Linked DNA regions of Homo sapiens: region 1 is linked to region 2. Evidence: chromatin contacts called from ENCODE POLR2A ChIA-PET data. All regions are on one chromosome and are shown on one strand. Each heading gives the region's core, a stretch centred on a gene start or an enhancer-like site at or near the end of the contact. The rest is flanking DNA. Distances are from core to core; before and after follow the strand shown.

Region 1 (3,405 bases), core at 438-2,937, 170 kb after region 2:
GCCACTGCACTCCAGCCTGGGTGACAGAGCAAGACTTCGTCACCAAAAAAAAAAAAAAAAAAAAAAAGTTTAGCTGTGAAGAGGAAGAGAGACAGTAGATGGGAGGGGATATGGAATCAAGGGAGAGATCTTTTAAGATGGGGATGGATTTAGAATGCGGTTTTAGTAGTCAAGAATTTATCATCTGGAGTTAGACATTTGGAGCTTCAACCCAAGTTTCTACACTTATTATCCAGCCACAGGCAAGCCGGCGTTACATGCATCTCCAAGTCTGTTTTGGCAACCGTGAAACAAGAATAATAATCTTTTAGTATTATAAAACACTGCTGTGAGAAATGAGAAATTAAATGAGGCAATAATCACAAACTATTTGGTAGGGGAACCAGGCATAATGACTTGGGAAAATGTTTAATTACTACTAGTTATAGAAAGAAAGCAGCAGAGAAATTGAAAATACGGGGAGAGGTCGGGCTCGGTGGATCACCTGAGGTCGTCAGGAGTTCGAGACCAGCCTGGCCAACACGGCGAAATCCCGTCTCTACTAAAAATACAAAATTAGCTGGGTGTGGTGGCGCATGCCTGTGATCCCAGCTACATGGGAGGCTGAAGCAGGAGAATCTCTTGAACCTGGGAGGTGGGGGTTGCAGTGAGCTGAGATTGCGCCATTGCACTCCAGCCTGGGGAACAAAAGTAAAACTCAATCTCAAAAAAAAAAAAAAAAAAGAAAAAAAAGAAAGAAAAGAAAAAGAAAATGCATTTGTTGAGGGCCCTGATAACCGCGGGGAATACAGCATCTGGTCCTGAACAAGAGAAGAAATCAGCCTTTGCAGGAAAGGGAGCCAAATTTCCTAACCATTTTCTCTGTCAAACAGGTGGGGAGATAATTTGATGAATGGGAGCTGTGGCGTGGGAAATATAAAGCGTGGACAAGGTTTTAAACGGCTGCAGTAGAGCAGAAGGATGGGAGAGGAGGCAGAAAAACAAATGATAGGTTGCAGAGATACAGCTAGAGTCCATAGAAGGAGATAAACATGGACTCTCTAATGCAAAGTTGAGCAATTTTCTCCAACAGTGCTCTGAAGTTCCGATGTAAAAGCCTAGAAGACTGATACCACGTCTGTGAGCAGATGCTGAAAGCAGAAGGCGGGAGAGCGCAGTTCGCAGCACGTGATGGGCAGCGCCTGGCCCAGGGGGAGCAGACGACCCAGACGACGGCCAGCGGGGTTGGCGGCGGCGCGGGGAGGAGGGGGCCGGATTTGGGAGACCACCGCCCGTCCCCGTCCCGTCCCGGAGCTTACCAGCAGGCCCTCCACGTTGATGGGGTCTCGGCACCGACGGCGAACCGTCTCCTCCGTCGGGTCCAGGAGGAGACTGGGTAACTTCCTCGCCGGCCGCTGCTGACTCATGCTGCCCGGCCGGGCGTCCTGCTCCCCTCGCACCCCACGAGCTCTCCCGCCCTCTCGCGCTCAGCTCGAGCACCGCCCCCCACGCGCCGATTTCCAAGGGCCCAGCACCTAAGGGGTCCGCGGCTTCCTCCGAGGCGCCGCCCGGCTAGGCCGTCCCGCCCGCCAGTAAACGCGGCACGGCCTCACGTGCCCGGGAGCTCCCGACGCAGACGGAAAAAGAGGAGGGAGACCCGCGGATCTCAAGTCGCCCGGCCCGCCATCTTCCCGCATGCGCAGTACACCGCCCCCCTCTGCGCATGCCCGCCGCTGCCGGAGCGCTCCCACGCACCGATCCTCTCCCGGCGGCTGCCGCCCGGGAAACCCGGACCGCGGAATCCACGGAGAGGCTGGCAAAGGAAAAGGAAGAGGTGGAGCCGAATTCCAGAGGAAGGGAACAGGGGTGAGAGAAAAGAGGCAACCGGGAAAACCCAGCGGTCGCCTGGAATTCTCGACGGTGATAACTGAAAGTTCTGAGGTGATAACTGAAAGTTCTGAGCCGCAGAGATGTTCATTTATTCCTTTTTTTTATTTTAATTTTTTTTTTGGTCGCCCAGGCTGGAGTGCAGTGGCGTGGTCAGGGCTCACTGCAGCCTTGAATTCCCGGGCTCAAGCGATCCTCCACCTCAGCCTCCCAAGTAGCTGGGACTACATGCGCGCGCCACTGTGCCTGGCTAATTTTTAATTTTAATTTTAGTAGAGACAGGGTCTCAGTATATTGCCCCGGCTGGTCCTGAACTCTGGGGCTCAAGCCGTCCTCCCACCTTGGCCTCTCAAGTGCTGGGATTATAGGCGTGAGCTACCACACCCAGCCTTCATTTATTCGTGAGCTCTGTTAGCGCATCTTACAGGCAGGTCAGTGTTGATGCTTAGTAAATGTGAGCAACCACACCATTGTGGAATCGTTTTACCTCTGCCTGCCCGCCTGCCTGCCTGCCTGCCTTCCTTCCTTCCTTCCTTCCTTCCTTCCTTCCTCCTTCCTGTTTGACGAATGAGTTATCGTTGACCTATAGTGTCAGATATTGGGGTGGGCACAGGCGATACTTATTCGTTTGAATATGCCACGGGTTCAACCTCCAATTTCAGTGGGGACAGATAAGTAAACAGAGCATGTTAATTTAGCTGGAGCCAGAAGGTGTGTTTTCAAGTCCTGGCTGCCTCTACGTATAAACTAGAAGACCTTATTAAGCCAGTTACTTAATCTGTCTGTGCCTCAGTTTCCTTATTTGGAAAATGCAAATAATGACAATACTTACCTGATAAGGTTGTTGTGAGGATTAAATGGATTAATGGATACAGGTTGCTGTGATTAGAACAGAGGCCAGCACATGTTTGAAATAAAAAGGCAACACACCGTGGTATGTACAGAGTTGGAGGGAAACAACTGGTTAGACTGGGGGTTTCTACACAGCCTGAGGTGGGCGAGGTGAGGCAGGGAAAAATCCCCGAAGAAGCTGGTTCCCCACTAGACTGTGAGGTCAGAGGCCTTCTCTAATCTTTTTTTTTTTTTTTCTGTCACCCAGGCTGGAGGGCAGTGTCACGGTCATAATTCACTGTAGCGTCAAACTCCTGGCCTCAAGTGATCTCCCAGCTAAGACTCCCAAGTAGCTGAGAGTACAGGTGCATGCCACCATGCCTGGCTAATTTTTTTTTATGTTTTATTTTATTTTATTTTTTGAACTCCTTACCTTAAGCAATCCTCCTGCCTCAGCCTCCCAAGGTGCTGGAGTTATAGGCGTGAGACACCCATGCCTGGCTTCTAATCTTTGTATCTCTATCATCTAGCAAAGTGTCTGGCAAATAAAACATGCTCTATTAATGTTTGCTAAATAAACGATGAGAAAAAAAGAGAACGTAGCGGAGGTCTCGAGAAGACTGCATATTGTTGCAGAATGGAGAATTTCCCAGAGCCGTTAGAAATGGCCATTTGAAGGCATTTATTCAGCATCTGCTATGTGTTTGG
Region 2 (3,324 bases), core at 127-2,626:
AGTTCTTGGATAGACATGATGCCAAACACTTTATATAACATCTCCTTATTTAATTTTCCTAACAGACTGTGGAATTATATGGTGTTAATTATATGGTGTTAATTATATGGTGGAATTATATGGTGTTAATTATACAGTCTTAATATCACCATATTTTTTAGTTGAAATTTGGCTTGGAGAACTTAAACCATTTCCCAGAACTGCACAGCTTAGAAGCATTAAGGTTGGTATTGGGCCCAATGCTGCTTTGAATAATTATTGGTATTTTTTAAATTAAATTCTGATTTTTTTCTTCTAAAATATTAAGTTGATGGGAAGATATGAATCAAATTGCATTCATAATGTAATACATTGTTTTATTATTTTATTTGTGTAATACATAATGTAACATATTGTTTAGAAACACATGAATAAAATTAAGATCAAATTATATTTGTATTACTATTTTTCTTTTTTGAGACAGAGCCTTGCTCTGTTGCCCAGGCTGGAGTGCAGTGCCATGATGTCAGCTCACCGCAACCTCCACCTCCACCTCCTCCTCCACCTCAAGTGATTCTTGTGTCTCAGCCTCCAGAGGAGCTGGGACTACAGGCGCATACCACTATGCCCGGCTACTTTTTTGTATTTTTAGTAGAGACGGGGTTTCATCATGTTGCCCAGGTTGGTCTCGAACTCCTGAACTCAGGTGATCCACCCGCCTTGGCCTCCCAAAGTGCTAGGATTACAGGTGTGAGCCACTGTGCCCAGCCTGCATTACTAGATTTCTTATGGCTTATAAATCAACAATTTTATCTTTTCCTCTATTAAAAAAAGCTTCTCTCCTCAAAAATTACATACAATGTTACCTGAAACTCCCTATAAAACAGAAAACAGGCAATTTACACACCTATTATAAAATATTAGAAAAAGTAATGCATCATCTGACTGAATCCTATTCTTAATTTAATATTGGTATTCAACTGAGAAACTACTGGCCAGATAAAATTAGAGTTGTTATTCTGATTGTAGGCAAGTTAGACTTTTTAAAAAGTATTTTCCATATTTGAAACTTGTACAGTTAAGTATCACAGATAGACTTTAGGGCAAAAAAAAAAAATCTCATCCAGGATATAACACATACATGCAAGAAAAATACCCCCAAAAGGCCTGCTGGTTTTATGTTTTATTAATTTTCCTATTTGGTGCTCACAGTACACAGAATAATTATATGGCTTCAATATTTTGATATTCATAATATCGTTCAGCAGCAGTACTTTAAATACACTGATGGCAGGATCTGTTTATATAGTGCTCCATTACAGATACTCCAGGGAAGACCAGACTACCTTAAGAGAAGGCCTGGCATGATGGCTCACGCCTGTAATCCCAACTATTTGGGAGGCCAAGGAGGGTGGATCACCTGAGGTCAGGAGTTTGACACCTGCCTGGCCAACATGGTGAAACCCCGTCTCTACTAAAAATACAAAGATTAGCCAGGCGTGGTGGTACACGCCTGTAATCCCAGCTACTTGGAAGGCCGAGGCAGGACAATCACTTAAACCCAAGAGGCGGAGCTTGCAGTGAGCCGAGATCGCGCCACTGCACTCCAGCCTGGGTGACAGAGCGAGATTCCATCTCAAAAAACAAAAGAGAGAGAGAGAGAGAGAGAGAGGAGAGAGAGAGAGAGGAGAGAGAGAGAGAGAGAGAGAGAGAGAGAGAGAGAGAGAGAGAGAAAACAAAGGGTCTCAAAGCAGAATAACCTACACTTCATGGACATTTTGGAGCTGAAGGGGCAAGATGGTGGAGGAACAACTTTTCCTATAAAGTCTATCTAGTAACTAAGAATGCTGGAGATGACAATGGCCAACTAAATTACAAAGCAACATTTGTCTGTAAAATATTTGTGGATATACAGTTAAGTAGATAGATAGCTAAGCTACTCTGAATATAGAGCTATTCCAGTATTTCTTAAATTTTGAAAAGATACAACAAACAGATAAAGTTTTGTTTATTAGAAGGTAAAACAGTTTGGTCATATTCACACTTAATGACAAGAAACAGTCTTCCCAGCCTGTTTCTAGTCAATTGTCAATTAAATAAACAGAACCTTCTTTTTCATTTATAACAAGAAGTTTGTCTATATGGTTTCCACCCCTAAGAACCTAAATATAGAAAATTATTTTTCTACAATTGTGAAGTTAAATTTCTGCTTCATCTCCAAACAATATCACTCAATAAATGTTAGCTATTATTACCACTATTTTCAATATCACCTAAATACACACTATGCATTTAAAGATTACGTAATTTAGGATATGGAGAGTTGGAAGGTTTTTACACTTTAACGTCTAAACCTATTAGCACATTTTTTATACTAACAGAACCAAAAACAGTTCCATCACTAACATAATGTGTTCCATAAAGAAAATTATTTTACTCCTTTAAATCTCATTTTTGACATCTATGCAATACAACATTTAAGTCTCAGGGCTAGTGTGACAACTAATGAAAGACTGTGATGCCAAATGAAACAAAGGTTAGGTACTAGTCACTGTAACTCCTTTTGTTATGAATGTACTTATGTTTTAATCAATTTTAAAAGCTCTTTCACTGCCAAGTAATTTTCAGTCTTATTTTAAGTTTATACAGCTTAACATTTTATTTAAGACAGTTAAAATCTGGGAAAGATTAGATATAACACAAAAGTGCTTGGAGCAACATTATTTATAATAGCAAGAAACTCAAAGCAACCTAAAAATCTGGAACAGAAAAACTAAGTAAATTTTACTAAAGCTTGTCAAAGTTATATTAACCAATCATTAAAAATAGTTGTTACAAAGACTAGGTAGGAATTAGTATTTTTAAAAAATTAATGTTTAAAAAGTGCAGAATAAAAATTAAATGTATAATAATTCTACTTAAGGGAATTATGTATATGAAATTTTTGAATGGAAAGCAAAAAATACAATAACTATCATACCATGATGAAATTATATCATTTTATTCTTTTCCTAAGTTTTTTGTGGTGAAATTTGTATTAATAACTCATAATAAAATATAGCAAATCTAAGTAAACAAGATCTAAGGTATTACAGAAGACAGTCTTAATACATTTAGACCTTTTAAAAAATTACTCATTTATTATCTATAGCTCCATATCTCTACTAAAACAGATGCTATTTTAAATCCCAATGCATTTCACTATTCGCCGCCTCCTATAAGTCATATGTTGTTTTTTTTTCTCTCTCTTCTCTGAACTGGGATCTTAACAGGGATTAATAGGTTAATTTGAGAAAAACTAACTTTTTTTTCCCATCCAAGAACAAGGTAGGTCTCTCCATCTAT

The links. ChIA-PET counts read pairs that join two places held with the same protein, here RNA polymerase II (POLR2A).
Region 1: POLR2A ChIA-PET joins it to region 2 with 11 read pairs in AG04450. The contact joins the promoter of E2F6 here to the enhancer-like site in region 2. POLR2A ChIA-PET finds 5 or more read pairs at or near these places in 4 of 52 experiments (AG04450, Caco-2, GM10248 and 1 more).

What each region holds. Positions count from the first base shown.
Region 1 is chr2:11,464,474-11,467,878 of GRCh38, forward strand. It overlaps E2F6 (E2F transcription factor 6), which reads right to left and starts at 1,688. Exons shown (of 7, transcript NM_198256.4): 1 at 1,299-1,688. The coding sequence starts at 1,406. RefSeq lists enhancers at 882-1,439, 1,440-1,996, 2,424-2,503.
Region 2 is chr2:11,294,340-11,297,663 of GRCh38, forward strand. All of the region lies in intron 1 of ROCK2 (Rho associated coiled-coil containing protein kinase 2), which reads right to left. Among named protein-coding and RNA genes, the nearest start is that of ROCK2, 49 kb to the right of the region's middle. Within about 2 kb of position 1,377, at least 2 of the 41 ENCODE cell types and tissues checked have a DNase peak (open chromatin) inside an H3K27ac peak, as active enhancers do.